2 separate regions of the Homo sapiens genome follow, and region 2 is linked to region 1. A link is a loop called in an ENCODE intact Hi-C map of the cell type or tissue named here. Cell type or tissue: heart right ventricle. All regions are shown on one strand. Links, peaks and the distances in the headings refer to the core of each region. The heading gives the core; the rest is flanking DNA.

Region 1 (8,258 bases), core at 1,260-6,259:
ATTATATTTTAATATTAGACCTTGACTTGTGTGAGGGTGGTAGGTAACCATTGCAGGCAGCCTGCTGGGCGTTGTGTGGGCTTCTGAGCTGGAGGCATTGCTGTTTATGTTGTTCAGAACCCTCTTGCTGTCATGTCCCCTGTGAGAAATCTCTCTGAATAGGGTTGCAAGAAGTATTTCTCTTTCCAGTGGAAATTGGTATGTGTCTTAAATCACGACCAGTCATATGAGTTATTTAATTATTTCTTTTTCATTTTTTAACCTTGGTTGCCTGTAAACTCAGCCCAATTTTTTACATTAAATTGCAGCCATAATGGTAAAAAAAAAAAAAAAAAGCTCTGATGTATCACTTATGATTGTACTTTGCAAATACTAATTCCTTTAAAACATAAATCCTTTATGAGGAAAATTAAGCTTATTTATTCATTTAACAAATGAAGAAACAAGGGATGCAGAGTTTCAGTAATTACTCCAGGGACATAAACTAGTAAGTGGTAGAGTTGGAAAATCTAGCTTCATAGCTGGAGCTCTTAATCTTAATATTTTACTGCTTTACAGTTATAATAAATCTTGTAGCTGGTAAATTTTTTTCTTTCATACCTTTTATACCTTCGTTTCCCAAGAATCTTCTCCCACCATTGCTATGTGGAAAGACTCAACATTTATTGATGGCAGATGCTGTTACAAGCCAAGGGAAGCATCATTGTGGGAATGGGATTGATCAGAAGTGACTTTACAGTGAAAGTCTATTAGGGCTGGGCATGGTGGCTCATTCCTGTAATCCCAGTGCTTTGGGAGGCTGAGGCAGGAGGATCACTTGAGCCCAGAGGGTTGAGGCTGCAGTGAGCTATGATCATGCCACTGCACTCTAGCCTGGGCGACAGAACAAGATCCTGTCTTAAAAAAAAAAAAAAAGTTTATCAGTGGTCAACAAACTGAAGACCAAGCTCACTTTTTTTGAAAATAGAGTTTTATTGAAACAAATCCATGCCTGTTTATTTACTTATTATGTATGGCTGCTTTCTCCCTACAGCAGCAGAGTGGAGTAGTTGCAACAGAGACAGTATGGCCCATAAAACTGAAACATTTGCTCTTTGGTCCTTTACAGAAAAAGTTTAACAACCTCTGATCTACGTGATAAAAAGTGACTGTCTACTAGGAGTGAGAACTCCTTGAAGGCAGAGATCTTGCTTGTTTTATTTATCTCTAGGAACATCTAGGAACTGGGTATGCGGCACATGTTCAATAGAATAGTTTTTGATAGTTGAACTCTGAGCAATTTTGATGAGCTGATTAACTGGGTATGGTTAATTATATAGACTAGAGCTTGGAGTAAGTATAGCTGAGAAATAAAGGAAAGATGAGTGAAAAATACATCAAGGGAAAGGGATATGAAGTGTCTGAGGTCTTAGGACATTGACTGCAGTTGGGCAGGGTTGGCACGGCATGGTTCCAAGTGACATGGTTTGTAGTGCAGTCTATGAAACGAGTGCCCTCTGGAGCTGTGCAGTTTGCAACCTTGAGCAATCTTGTGAGCCCGTACATAGGTGGCAATGTTGTTAGGGAAAGGAGAGGGACTAGTGGAAATATAAATGTCACTGATGTTGTGAAAGGCAAGGACGGGGAGCTAGTAAAGGATTCTAAGATAGGAACATGATCAGATCTTTGCCACTGGGTAGAGGTGTGAAGGGTAGATGATTAGAGAGAAGAGAGACTAAAGACAGGGAGATTTGGATTTAGGAGGCTAATATAGGAGTCACAGTGAGAGTCCACGATGGTCTGAGCAAATTCAGTGAAAGGGGTGAAGAAAGAAGAGACTCAGGTGGTTCCAGAGTTAATGCAGACAGTACTTGACTAGTTGGTTGTGAAAGACAAAGGCGAGGAGGACCTAGAATGCTCCCACCTCCATATATATTCAAACTTACCATACACGAAGTCATTGTAGCACCATAAAGAGAAAATAAAGGGAAACGAGATCAGGCCTAGGCCCTCTACTACCATGAAACAAAGTATTTTCATTTGTGAGTGTTTGAGTTATTTTATTGCTACGTAACAAATTGCCCCAGACTTCGTGGCTTAAAACAACAATTTTATTCTTTCTCATGATTCTGTGGCTCAGGAATTTAGACAGGACACAGTGGGGAATCTTGTCTCTGCGCCCCACAATGTCAGTTGGGCTGGAACAGGCAGTATGACTTCTTCACATATGCATCTGGTTCTGTGACCAGGCACTGGCGCCTGCAGCCCTGTTTACTTGGGTGTGGTTTATCTAAATGGACCCACTGAGGAGGGGAATAAAGGAAGCAAAGAGCCACTTGTCTGGCTCTGCTGGGGGCCTTCCAAGTTTTAAAGCTGTCTCTCATGCAGTCTCCTGCCTGAACCTGCCCCCGGGATGGAGCCATTGAATGTGTTTTTTTTCAAATGGGGAGACTGAGCCCCAGATGCAGCGACTAGGCCTTGCTCAGAGTGAGTGTCTGTTGGGGCTGGATCTTGAACAACAGCCTCCTGACCCTGGTCACATGTGTTAATCCCACATATTGACCGTAGGCTAACTCGAAGGGCTGGGGGCTGGCTGGCTGGGGTCACATGGACTCATATGTCCTCGACATTGCCTGGCTTCCTTGATTCTCCTTTATATAGTCTCAGGTTGTCCCCTTTCTATACGTGGCCTCTCTACATGGTCTTTAGAGCAGCATAGCCAGACTTTTTCCATGGCAGTTCAGGATCTCTCAAGAGCACAAAAGTGGGAACTACCAGACTTTCTTCAAACTTAGCCTGGAATCGCATGACCTGGAATTCCATCCAAGTCATAGGCCTCATCCAGATTGAAGGGCATGGACTATTAAGACCTACCTTTGGATGTGAGGAGCATCATGTGTCTGCTGGGAGGGGAGAAAGTGGAGCCATCTTTGGAGACCAGCTACCACTGTGAGGCAATAGATCTTTGAGAAGGCTAATCAGATACTTTAAGTTTTAATTCTAACTTGATCAAGTTCAGTTGGCTTAGTTCTCTACTGAGGATGCCTCATTGTATTTTGCTGCTGTAACTTCAGAATGAAAAAGCTCCATAAATATTGTGTTTGCATGTTCTGTTAGATTCATGTTAGGGCATTGATCTTAGTTTGTCCACAGTTCTGCATTTAAAGAACTCACAACTGTCAGGAATAAAATGAAAGTTCCTAATGAAGCAGTATGTTTTGTTTTATTCAAATATGAGAATTTCAAAACATCTAACCATTTTCCATTTGCTTTTAAGAAAATCAGCTTTTAAGATTATACATGAAATAAATTTAATGGGCAATCACTCTAATTTATTAACTTTGGTATGTTTTAACTTTCTTCTGTATGGAATTTTATTTTCAATTTCTATTTATAGCCTCAAATGTATGTATCTGTTGGTGTAATCCACCTCAATTTTTTAAATTAGGGGTTATACTAATAAGTAAAAATAGGTTGCAGTTGCTAATAGAATTGGTGTTGTAATGAGCTGAACTGTACTATTTTTCTTATAAATGGAGTAGCCACATTATCAATAGAATAAAATTGGATTAGGAATATAGTCAAGTTTGCATTGTGGGTGTCTTATACTATATCAAATCCTAGATTTAAATTTCTTGTGACTACCACTTTTTCAACTTAAGTGACTTTTTTTTGGTTGAAGTTATCACTGACTCTATTTATTCAGCTCCCTCAGAGCGGAAGAGAGAAAGCAAAAATCCCTATCTCCACCATTCCCAGCCGGAGATGTATTCCAGACAGCAAGCAGGCTCAGAGTGGGAGAACTGCTCCATTAAACAAGTGGTTTAGTTCAACATTTTGAAGGATTATGAATTCCTAGACCATCAGTCATACTTACATTCAAATATAAGTATCCAAACACATCTAAGTCCAAATATAGTACAACCATTTTATGATGTTGGTGTTGGGAGACAGGATTTATGTCTGCCCTAAAGACACATTGTCTGCTGTCAAGTTTCATGGTTTTGAACTGAAGTATGGTAATATCTTTATTAATAAAGACAATGTATTCCAGAGGCAGGGTTTCATTTTGTGTGTGTGTGTGTGTGTGTGTGTGTGTGTGTGTGTGTGTGTGTGGTTTTTTTTTTTTTTTTTTGGTTTCTTCTTCTTCCTTTTCCGGTTCTGTTTCTCCTTCTTTGTTGCCATCTTTTCCTTTTCTTCTTTTTCTTCATCATCATTGTTTCATCTTCTTTTTGTAAGTAATTTCATAAGCTGTGCTGCAAATAAAATAGGGAGGATAGGAATATCAAATGAGAGTTAAAACCTTAAGAAAAGTAAACAAGGTCTAAGTAAAATACAAAATTTTTACCTGGGAACATTGGGGTGTTCAAAAAGCAAAACAGGGTTAAGGTTTTTGTTAGGGGAAGGAAGGAGAAAGCCTGAGGGAAGCAGGAGGAGAGAGCTGGGAGAAGGTTCTGGAGTGAAAGTCTTGCCAGCCAGTGGACCTAGGCTGGACAGAGCAGATGCTGGGTTTTGAAAGAGATTGATGACAACCCCTTCACTCCCGGCAGCATTGGGACCAGGCGACCTGTGGCCTTAATCAGCCTCTTTTAGGGGACAGAGAGCTTATGGAGGAGAGTCAGGACATAAAAGAAAGACACTTGGATGCCAGAAAAGATTCGTATGAAAACATTTAGAGGAATGCAGTGGAAAAGCAGGTTAATCCATTGTCTGGTATGCACCTGTGTATATGGTACTATGTAAAGTTTGATGCATCCTGCTTCTTGTAACTAATGGTTTATTGTGTATCATTTCCCCTGTTCATTCAGTGCTAATTTGTAAGATTGTGTAATCAGACCCTAATAGGTTTGGGCCTTTGATGAATAACTTTTAAAGGACCTTCTTATTTTTAAATGCTTTTATTTTTGCCATTGAAATTATGGCTTATATCTTCTTCCATAGCCAGACCATCCATCTTTAGAAAAATTCATATTATAAATTAGTTATAGTAGGACAGATTTTAGAAATGTATAAATACTGAAACTGAGGCCCAGAGAAGGTCCAGGAACAAGTGCTCAAGGTGCTTATTTTCCTCTCCGGTTCGTAGGTGTGGAAGCTGAGTCACGTGGTAGCGAGAGCTGACCTAAGAGGCGCGTTGTTGGGTAATAGATTGGGCCTCTTTGTGTTCACACCCTCAAGAGGTGGACTGGTATCTGCAAGTTCTCTGCTATACTTGAAATAACCAAACCTTATCAATCCTGTGGGCATGGGTGTTTTCTTTCTCTCATTTATTTGATCTTAGGCAGTGTGATTACTCTCTCAGCGGTCAGCCCTGAAGGGGTGATACTGTAGCAGAGTTTTAGATCCTCAGTACTACCCTGCTCTCAGTGGGAACCTCCACATTAGAAAGGATTGGGTGGGATGGGACTTTTTGAGGGAGGTAGTTGTCAATGAGGGTATCAGTCAGGTGGTTGGAAAAAGAGAAATAGTCTTCTCCGGGAATCGGAAGCATGACTCCTCCCCGCAACCCTCCACCACACACATACTCACACTTCTAATTGGCAGTCAAAGAGTCAAATGACCTGGGATCAACTAAGGCAGTTCTGGGTCTGTGATTAAGCTTGGTTTCTTGTTGTGTAACTTGCTGGCTCAGTTATCCAAACTATACATTAAGAGTTTATGTAATAAACATGCTAAAGAAAGAAAAAAATTCTTAAATTCTTGTGTTTTCCTCCATATCATCTCACCTAGTAATACTGTAAAACATCTGCCTACTCCAAGTGACAACTATGTTATGAGCATTAGCTGCGTTTGAATAGGACCCAATGCTTCATTTTCAGAATGAACACCCTGTCTTGGGCTTGTTGATATTATTATCTTTTTTTCCAATGATTCTAGGCAGAACTGCCATTTGGAATATCTTTCTCTCCCTTTCTGATGGGGTTAATGTCTGAGGAGATGTAGGCAAATGCTTTTCAGTGAAGGACTTGATGTGCAGCCTTTAAGTAGACAAATAGTTTTTTAATCTTTCATGGACTGCTGGTGCTTCACACCCCAGAGTTGAGGCCACTGACCTCAAGTTTGCAAATTTTATATCCCATTACCACCCTGTGAGCTCTGTGCTCCCCAGGGTCACATAGTCGGTGTTTTAGCTGGAATCTGAGAAAGTGCCTGAACATTTCCTGAAGAGTTGGCTAGGAATGTTTGGCAGTTTGGTCATAAAAACCCAGAGCTAGTGGCTGGGGTATATGTTATAATTACCTCACACTATTTCCTATTTGAGCCTGGCTGTGGGTAGTGGGGTATACTGGTATTGATTGTGGGACCATATTTTAAAGGACCAAGGAGTCATTTTCAATGATCACTAATAACCTTTGGCCACACTTTCAGGGAGGTTTGGAAGTGTGGAAATAGACATGCTTTGGGTCAAACCCTGGCTCCACCACCTTCTAGGAGGAAACCTCAGACGAGTGATTTGACCTCTCTGGGCCTCAGTTTCTTCACTTGTAAATGCGATTAAATTACTCATCTTTCTGTGTTGTCCTAAGATTTAATGGGATGGTACATTTCAAGTTCTTAGTACTATGCCTGACATGTTTAGCTATGATGATGAGAATGATTATAATGCTGTTACAGATAAGGAAAATGAGGCAGAGAGTCATCCAAAGAGGCTGTTTTTTATGGCTAAAGCAAAAATCTAGATAATCATACCTATCTGGATACCACAGTCTCCACTTTCTCATCATAGAAATGATTATATTAAGAAACAGGAGGCAAACCTGAATTTTAAAATGTTCAAAAGTGTAATTTTAATGGACTTACTATATCTGTGGAGATCTGGTTATACTTAAAGGCAGTTTGGGGATAAGTTTTTATTTTTAAATTTTCTCTTTCCCTAAATTGTGTTGTCTTCATTGGGAAACAAACTTACTAAATATTATTCCTTATTAATATGCACCCCCTCAACTCTTCCAAAAAAGTTTGCATTTTTTAACTGGCAGATCTGTCAAATAGGCCTTGCCTCTTTCCTGATTAGCACATTTTTTAAAAAGATACTTTGTGAAAAGAATTTAAATTTTAGTAAATGGAAAGACTGGGTTGAAAACCATTCTCTTTGGCAGCAGTGCAGAGATACCCTGGGAGTTAGAATTGTTTCATGGCAAGGTGGTGCGCTATTCTTGAAATGTGCTTTAATTGCCTCTGTTGGAGTAAGGATTTGGTTATAATTGGGTAGCCCAGATGACCACCTACAATTCTTAGCCACACTGCCTTTCAACACATAATCTCAGAGGTAAAGAGATAAGCCCTCTTTTCCAGATTGCTCATGTCAGATCTCGCGGAGAACTCCAGCACTGCCCCAGTCACACGCCCTTCACTGTCGCCAAAGAAATAGGACACTCCAGCTGGTCAGGACTGAGCCATGTGTTAGTCCTGCCTGAACCATGTGGAATGGGCTTAGGAAACGAAGAGTTTGGTTAGCAGAGAAGGGGAAGGGATACTGGATGGGCAAACACAACACATCTGCACTCACAGGGAGAAAGCTCCCTTTTCCATAGCGTCAGTATTCCCTCCACCCACTCTGTTATCACTGTCCTCTCTAGGTGCTTTGTGGGCAGGCCTTGCTTGCGTGATTGGGGACAGGCTGACTCAGATTGGCAGCCCCTGAGAAGAGCCACTTTCTAGTTGAGCGTTCCCTTCCTTTGGCTTCATGCCATGCAGCAACATAATGCTCATTTACTACAAAGAGATTCTTATTTGTTCTTCTTCTTCTGTGTCCTCTTTCTCTTGAGAAATTGAAAATCTTTTTATTTTTAAATTTTCTCTTAATGATTTCCATTTTGATTTTAATGAGAGTTGACTTTCGGAGAGGTCTTAAACTATTGAACATCCGTGAGAGTGGAACAAAACATACATTATCTTAATTTAGGCATAGCTTTCGTAGAGTTCCTATACGCTGCACCCTACATGCCAGCTCTGGTTAACTGATTGGCAGTAAACTCTAAGAAGTTGCGGTTGCTTCATATTCATTCACAGCCTATAAAAATAAGAGTAGAGTGTTTTAAATAAGGAACGATTTGAACAGATAATAGTTACTTTTCTATTTGCCATTGAAAATGTTCAAATTACTTAATGTCTCTCATCCCCGTGGGGTAAATCACACCATCACCAACAGAAAGTTTGTAAAAAAGTAAGAATATAAAATCAAACAAATGAATACCAGGTACTTTCTTTTCTTTTCTTTTCTTTTTTTTTTTTTTTTTTTGAGATGGAGTCTCACTCTGTCATCCAGGCTGGAGTGC
Region 2 (8,258 bases), core at 1,309-6,308, 270 kb after region 1:
TCTGCCTCCCAGGTTCAAGGGATTCTCCTGCCTCAGCCTCTTGAGTAGCTGGGATTACAGGCGCACACCACCACACTCGGCTAATTTTTTAATGTGTTTTTAGTGGAGATGGGGTTTCACCATGTTGTCCAGGCTGGTCTCAAAATCCTGACCTCAGGTGATCCACCCACCTCGGCCTCCCAAAGTGCTGGGATTACAGGTGTGAGCCACTATGCCTGGCCACATCCCAATATTTGTAATTTTGATCCAATCCAGTGCACTGCTGTGTTTGGAGCTGGGAATTCTGGTCAAACTATCTTCTAAGACATTCATGCTCCAGCTGGGAGGGGCATACCCAGAAAGTCACAGAAATTCCAAGCAATGCTATTCTCCCAGGCAATATCCAGTTGGACTAGGATGGACATTGATCAATGCTAACTCATCCATAAGCAGGCCAGTGAGAAAAGAGAAAAACTGAGCCGGGCCAATTGGATTACTTTCTTTAAAATTTTGGACTTGAGAAACTGAGAGACTAACTTCTTAGCTGTAAGAAGACAAATGGAAGGTCATGTAGACTGGGAAGCTGGGCTAGCCATCATGAGACATGTTCTATATGACAAGAGCACAGAGCAGATGTAGAGAAAGGGGGAGAAAGGGGGCAGAGAGGAAAGGGGAATACCCCTAAAATGAGTGGCTTTGGGCCCAGCATGGTGGCTCACACCTGTAATCCCAGCACTTTGGGAGTCCAAGGCGGATGGATCATGAGGTCAGGAGTTCAAGACCAGCCTGGCCAAGATGGTGAAACCCCGTCTCTACTAAAAATACAAAAATTAGCCAGGTGTGGTGGTGGGTGCCTGTAATCCCATCTACTCAGGAGGCTGAGGCAGAGAATTGTTTGAACCCAGGAGGTGGAGGCTGCAGTGAGCCGAGATTACACCAGTGCACTCCAGCCTGGGAGACAGAGTGAAACTCCATCTCAAAAAAAAAAAAAAAAAAAAAAGAGTGGCTTTGGTTCCTGGCAAGATTCCAAGTCCCATGAGTTCCCATGCTATTTCATTTCTTGTTTTCAAATTCCTGTGACTCTTCTTTGTTTTGTAACCATCACTCCCCGCCCCTCAACCACAACCATCACTCCCAACTCTCCCTCCAAACTACCCTCACCTCTACTGAGTGGGCTCTCCTGGTTCTCTATTCCTTCCAACTGTGAAGATGGATGCCTGAATAAAACACTCCCAAACGCTATCTGGGATTACTCTTCAAGCCAACAAACTAAGAGAACACAATGTGACAAAAAATGAGAAAGAAAATAAAGTAAAAAAGATGGAAATCATCACAAAGCAGATGTGAGAGATATGACCAACATTTAACTAAAATTTATGAAATGTATACTTTTAAATTTAAATTTTAAACTACAAACATATTACCTAAATAAGGAAAAATGAACGATGATATAATGGGTGGAACAATAAAAGACTGGCCAAAAAATTTAAAAAGTACCAACAGTAAAAGGAAAAAAAGTAAAAATCTACAGAGCAGAATGGTGACTTCCTTTCTGGGAGGAAAAATACTGGAAGGGGATGCCTGCTGGGTGCTAGTGCCTTACACACATGATGTTGTTGAATTCTTACACCCAGCCCTTTGAGGCGAGTGGTGACACTTCCATTTAACAACAGCACAGTCAATAGTTCAAATAGATAAGACCTGCTGAGGTCAGACAGCAAAAAAAAGCAGAATCCCATGTCTGGCTGCCTCCAGGGTTGATGCTCTAAATGAAAAATGTGCTTGTCCGACTGTTCTCAGGAAAGGTGCACCAGTGTGGAGATGAAGTTTCCTGAGAGGAACCAATCTTTCACAGGTTTTCCCACCTGGAAGTCTCAGCAACAGAGTTAAAGATTCTATTCTATTGACTATTTGCAGTTGTTGGGACTTTCCATACAGCTGGATCTTTTACAAAACAAATCCTGGCCCACGACATGATTACCAAGGAGACAGCTGTGGGGTGGATCTTGAGTGTAGGCTCATCTGAGGCCAGTGTCGAGCAGACAAGGTCAGACAAAAAGGGTGCATCTTTTAAAGAGCCTTGCTCATTAGCCATTGCTAATGAGAACAACAAAGCCATGGTGTGGTGGGTAGCTTATCATGCCTAGATGTGGGGCATTTCCCAATGGTGGTGTCCTTGCCTTCTTGGTGTTTGGGAGAAGCAAACTTATCTAGAACAATTAGGAAAACAATTCAGTTACAGAGTTTGAAATAACTGGTCTAAGGGACTTTGGAACTCAAAGCAATTTTTTAACCTGTCTTTAAAACTTATGACGCCTGGGCAACTGACCCTATCTCTAGGGTATTGCTTTTTCATTATCTGGGTGTGGTGGCATATGCTTGTAGTCTCAGCTACCCAGGAGACTGAGGTGGGAGGATCACTTGAGCACAGGAGGTAGAGGCTTCGATGAGCTATGATTGTACTATTGCACTTTATCCTGGGTAACAAATTGAGACTCTTGAGTCAAAAAAAAAGGGGGGGAGGGGAAGATAACATTCTGAGAGATATTCCTATTGCACAAGTGAGTAAATTCAAGAGCAGAAAAGTGACAGTGGGTTATGCCAGGTTATATCCTGCAAGCTCAACTGAGGCAAAAATCAGGACCTGGAAATCCTGGCTCCAGGGTGAAGGTTTTACCTTTTGATGCAATTGTTTTGCAGCACCCAAGAGGTCTCAGATTATATCTTCCATATTCATTCATTCATAAAATATATACTGAATGGCTGAGATATGACAGACACTTTGCTAAGTGCTAGAAAAGTCAAGGAAGAATAGGACACAATCGTAGCCATTGAGGGCAATATTTTGTGCAGCAGTCCTCCATTGTGGAACTGCAAAATACTACACCTAAATTCTCCACTGTGGGATTGGGAAAATATAGTTGTTTTTAAAGAAGTATTTTTTATTATAATAATAATTATATTTTTATTTTTATAAAATAAAAATCAAATTTTATATTATAAAATTATATTATAAAATTATAAAAATATAACTATAAAATAAAAATTTTATATTTATATTTATATTTATATTTTTTATTATTATTATAATTATTATTATTTTTGCTATATGAACATACAAGAAGAGACTTACTCTGATCTAGAGAAGTCAAAGAATGCTTCATAGAAAAGATGAAGAATCAGTAGGTGTTTCATAGGAAGAAGACAAGTAGATTCCATGTAATGGAAAGTCTATGCATAGCCTTGAAAACAAGAAAGAGTAGGAATATTTGAAAAATAGCAAACAAAACAAAATCCTTTGTCTGGGTTGTTTTATTAAGGTTAGAAAAGCTACCAAGAGTTAAATCGTGAAAGATCTTGCATGCTTATGGGTTAGAACTCATGCTGTAGGATTGAAGTTCTAAGAACAGATTTTAGCCACAGTAGTCACATGATGGTATTCTGGCTTTACAAAGTAGTTATGATTCAAATTAAACATTGAAAATTAAAGACAAACATTTATATATACTCTCTGGAGAAACCTATTGAAAATGACAGTAAGGGGATTTAAAAAGGTGTAAACTCCCAAGGACAAAGAGAGCTGTAGAGGAGACATCAGACAAAAGTTGACAATTGTATTTTGGAAGATGGAAAGCCAAAAAGAGAGGAGTTGTTGACTGAGTAAAGTGGGGAAAACAACCAAAACCTAAAAGCCTAATAAAACCTAAGAGGAAGCCAAGAAGAAGAAAGATAAGTTGCTCTAAAGAACTTAGGAAAGGTCAGGATTGATAGTTCTTGGTGTTGATGAAGATGACAGGAATGGGTGGAGCCAAAGGCAAAGACTTTGTTGAATGTCTATAAAAGTAAGTTATAGAGTCTTCACCATGCCTCCAGTCAGATGAGCGTCTCTCCTCTTCCCTGGTAGAAGGCAGGATGTTTGCTCTCTGGAGAGGCTGAACCAGCAGGGTTCTGGACTCAGTGATACTGGGGAGTAGGGTAAGAGGCTGGACAGAAACAGAAGGATTAAGTGAAAGTCCACATACTGAAGGGGGACACGTGGAAACCTTCATGCAGCTCCATGAACACAGACATCAAAGCCTATGCTCCCTACAGAGGAGACTGGCAAGTTCTTCTTTGGAGAAAGTGACCAACCCTAAGGAAAACACCTACTAATACTGACATGGCAGTCACCCAACGAAGTGCCTGGCTCCTGCCTATCATTCTACAGTGCAGTCCACCAGTCTGCAAGTCCTACCAAAGCACACAGGGCTTCCAATCAACATTTTATTCCCTGACGCCTAAATGTAGGCAGCCAAAGATCTCCAGATACATTAGGAAACTCTCCAATATGAGAGACAGGTTTTAAAAACAAGAGCAATGACAAATAAATAGAAAACAAAAACATGAAGAAAAGAGGCAATGCAAGAGAAGACTTCAGAAACCCTCCTTTAAGAGTTCCTGCACCTAGATAATAAGATGCTATAAAAATCTCTTAAAAATTAAAATGTTAAAGTAGAAATGTTTTTAAAAATCCACAAAGAATTGGCAGGTAAAATTAAGAATATCTTTTAGAAGGCAGTACAAAAGAAACAAACAAAAAAACCACAATGAGTAAAGATAAGAAAGTAAAATACCCATATCAAGGTATGTCATTGTGAAATTTCAAAATACTAGGAATAAAAAATAAAACTCTTTAAAACTCCAAAGAAACAAATAGTTTCCACATAAAGTTGATTCAAAATGTACTGGACTTCTTAACAGTAACAGTAGAAGCTAAAAAGCAATGTAGAAATGACTTAAAGATCCCAAGGAAAACAATTACTTTCTACCAAGGCTTTACTCCCTGGCCAATCTCTCATTTCACTGTGAAATTAGAATCAAGGTATTGTCAGGTATGTAAAGTGTGGTATACAGTATTTATGCTCCCCAATATCTGGTTCCCCTTTCCTTCCTGGGTGCAAAGAGGACTACACTTCCCAGGCTTCTCCAAGTTAGGCAGGGCCACACGTTCTGATCATGGCTGTGAACAGAAGTGACATAGACTTTCTGGCCAAATAGTTAGACAGGAGTATGAACTCCACGCTTTCTGAAGACGTCTGATGTTGAAATGGTGGAGCCACGAGATTGAAGCAGTTTGCATTACTGGATCACCACATGAAAGATAGTTGCCCTGGAGAGTTACCCAACTTCCAGCCAACTTGGTGTGACCCAGAAAAAGACTTGACATGTTAACCCATTAAGAAGTGAAGCTACATTTTCTTAATCTAGTCTATCATTGTTGGACATTTAGGTTCGTTCCAAGTCTTTGCTATTGTGAATAGTGCCACAATAAACATATGTATGCATGTGTCTTTATAGCAGCATGATTTATAATCCTTTGAGTATATACCCAGTAATGGGATGGCTGGGTCATTAGGAGATATACCTAATGTTAATGACTAGTTAATGGGTGCAGCACACCAACATGGCACATGTATACATATGTAACAAACCTGCACGTTGTGCACATGTACCCTAAAACTTAAAGTATAATAAAAAAAAAAGAAATGAAGCTTATTTTTTTCTGCAGCATAGTCTAGCCTAACCTAATGTATAACCTATCAAAGATATTTCTAACTGTACCATTTCTCAAGAAGTTAATGGCTACCCTATGACCCAGCAATTCCACCTCTAGGTGATATTCCCCAAAAGAAATGAGTGCATGCGTGCAACAAAAGACAGGGACCAGACTGGTTGTAGCAGCTTTATTTATTATATCCAAATACTTTACATTCATACCACATAAAATAGCAAAAACAAACAACAAAATAAACAACTGGTACATGCAACAACATGGATGACTCTCCCAAGCATGATGCAAGAATACCAAACACAAAACAGTACATACTGTATGATGATTTTATATAAAGTTCAAGAACAGGCAAAACTCATTGATGGTGGTAGAAGCCAGAGTAGCGATGACCGTGTTGAAGGTACGGGGTAGGATAGAGGTTACTGATGGGGAAGAGGCATGAGGGAGCCTTGAAGAGTTTGGGAACTATTCAATATCTTGATCTGGATGTCAGTTACGTGAATGTCTGTGTATACAAAAATGCATTGGGCTGAGCACTTAAGTTAGTGCATTTAAGTTTAGCAAACAGTTTGGTACACTTCAATTTAAAAAAATGTTTAGGCCAGGTGCGGTGGCTCACCCCTGTAATCCCAGCACCTTGGGAGGCCAAGGCGGACAGATCACCTGAGGTCAGGAATTCGAGACCAGTGTGGCCACCATGGTGAAACCACGTCTCTACTAAAAATACAAAAATTAGCCAGGCATGGTGGAGGGTGCCTGTAATCCCAGCTACTTGGGAGGCTGAGGCAGGAGAATCACTTGAACCCAGGAGGCAGAAGTTGTAGTGAGCCCAGATTGCACCACGGCACTCCAGCCTGGGTGACAAGAGCAAAACTCCATCTCAAAAAAAAAAAAATAAATAAAATAAAATTTTCAAATGTTTAAAAAGCAGCTGCTGGAGATTGTGCTTTACCAAAGTGAGGAACAAACCCAAACTGGAAAAGCATGGGATACAGGCAATAGGAAATTGCGTGGAGGACACAGATGAAAGGGATTCCTATGAAGACTGAGCTCCAGGATGGCAGTTGCAGAGTAGTCAGGAGTGACAGGAGCTAGAGACAAAGGAATTAAAGTGGGGAAGCATCTAGAAGAAAAAAAATGAAAAGAAAAAGAAACTGATAGATTATCTTAGAGTCCAACTCTATTCAAGGGAGTATCACAATTCTACCAAAGAATTTAGGGAGAAATTCCTAATAAGCATAAAAAACTAAGCAACAACAAAAAATAAGCTATTACTAATGAAAAAAAGAAACCCACAAAAGGTTACATAAACATGTTACCATAGTACACTATATGACTCAGCTTTAAATTTAGCCAGAATATTGTTAGACGATTATGTTGGGAGGATGAGAGGAAGGACAAAGTGGGGGCATGGGAGGAATGCAGCCAGAGGGGTATGGTAAGAAAGCTAAATTCTCATCAGCCCCAGAAGAAAACCAGTAGAAAGTGACTACACTTGAAACGAAATGAAATAACTGCACTTGCATATTATTTAGGAACATGAAAGTAAATCACAAACAGTTGAAAGTGTTTAGACTCAGAGTGGAGAGGGGTAGAGAGAGGACTGATATTTTTATTGTTGTATTGACTTCTACATTACATACATAAAGTATTTCAGCACTATGCTGAAGCAATTTTTAAAATTTCAGAAGACCAGGTGCGGTGGCTCACGCCTGTAATCCCAGCACTTTGGGAGGCCAAGGCAGGCAGATCACAAGGTCAGGAGATCGAGACCATCCTGGCTAATACAGTGAAACTCCGTCTCTACTAAAAGTACAAAAAAATTTGCCAGGCATGGTGGCAGGCGCCTGTAGTCCCAGCTACTCAGGAGGCTGAGGCAGGAGAATCGCTTGAACCCGGGAGGCTGAGCTTGCAGTGAGCAGAGATCACACCACTGCACTCTAGCCTGGGCAAAAGAGTGAGACTGTCTCAAAAAAAAAAAAAATTTTTCAGAAAACTCTAAGAAATAAAAAATAAAGTGACTCATTTGAAAACACATTTTGATTCCAATTGGTTTTTTGCTGTTGTTGTTTTTGTTTTGCTTTTTTTTTTCTTTTTTTTTTTTTTAAGATGGAATCTCTCCCTGTCCCATAGGCTGGAGTACAGTGGTGTGATCTCAGCCCACTGCAACCTCCCGCCTCCTGGGCTCAAATGATTCTCCTGAGTCAGCCTCCCAAGTAGGTGGGACTACAGGCACATGCTCCAGTTGATTTTTTTAAAAACACATACATAGCACATAGTAAGTTGCATAGAGAGGAATTTGTGGCAGGTTATAAAATCACACTGTAATCCTCTTAGAGATCCAAAAAGCTGGGACATTAAACTCGGTCAGCCACCAGTGCTTACTTCAAAGGAAACAGAGTCATGAGATACAAGTGTAAGTTCTATCAGCTTTCAGCTCCATCACAGCTAATGGCATGATAATATTGTACCAGTTTAGAACTTTTAGGTGTAATCACTTTTTGTTATTATTTCAAATCACAACTGCACAACTTAAATGTGCTTTTAAAAAATTAGGTTCTATTAAAGAAAAAATGATTCCTTTATTTAAACAAGGCAATCTGTACCTACAAGGGGCTACACCTACAACTTCTAGAGGCCTATGAAAACCACCAGTGGAAACCACATGTGGAAAAAAATAGGTGCTGGGCTAGTTAAAATGCTAATACAATTTCAAGTATTACTGTAT

The links. A loop is a pair of places that touch in the nucleus more often than their neighbours do. Peaks named below come from ENCODE experiments on the same cell type or tissue, not always from the same donor. Only the 100,000 strongest peaks of a DNase experiment are listed, where the experiment ranks them.
Region 2: a loop joins it to region 1, with 2.7 times the contacts of the local background. A loop is called at or near these places in 50 of 110 quality-filtered maps.

What each region holds. Positions count from the first base shown.
Region 1 is chr15:48,630,695-48,638,952 of GRCh38, reverse strand. All of the region lies in intron 2 of FBN1 (fibrillin 1), which reads left to right. Among named protein-coding and RNA genes, the nearest start is that of FBN1, 11 kb to the left of the region's middle. In heart right ventricle, for the core only: no CTCF peak of the experiment used is centred there; no DNase peak of the experiment used is centred there; H3K27ac peaks cover 2,905 bases.
Region 2 is chr15:48,360,501-48,368,758 of GRCh38, reverse strand. No RefSeq gene overlaps it. Among named protein-coding and RNA genes, the nearest start is that of DUT-AS1, 33 kb to the right of the region's middle. In heart right ventricle, for the core only: no CTCF peak of the experiment used is centred there; no DNase peak of the experiment used is centred there; H3K27ac peaks cover 1,074 bases.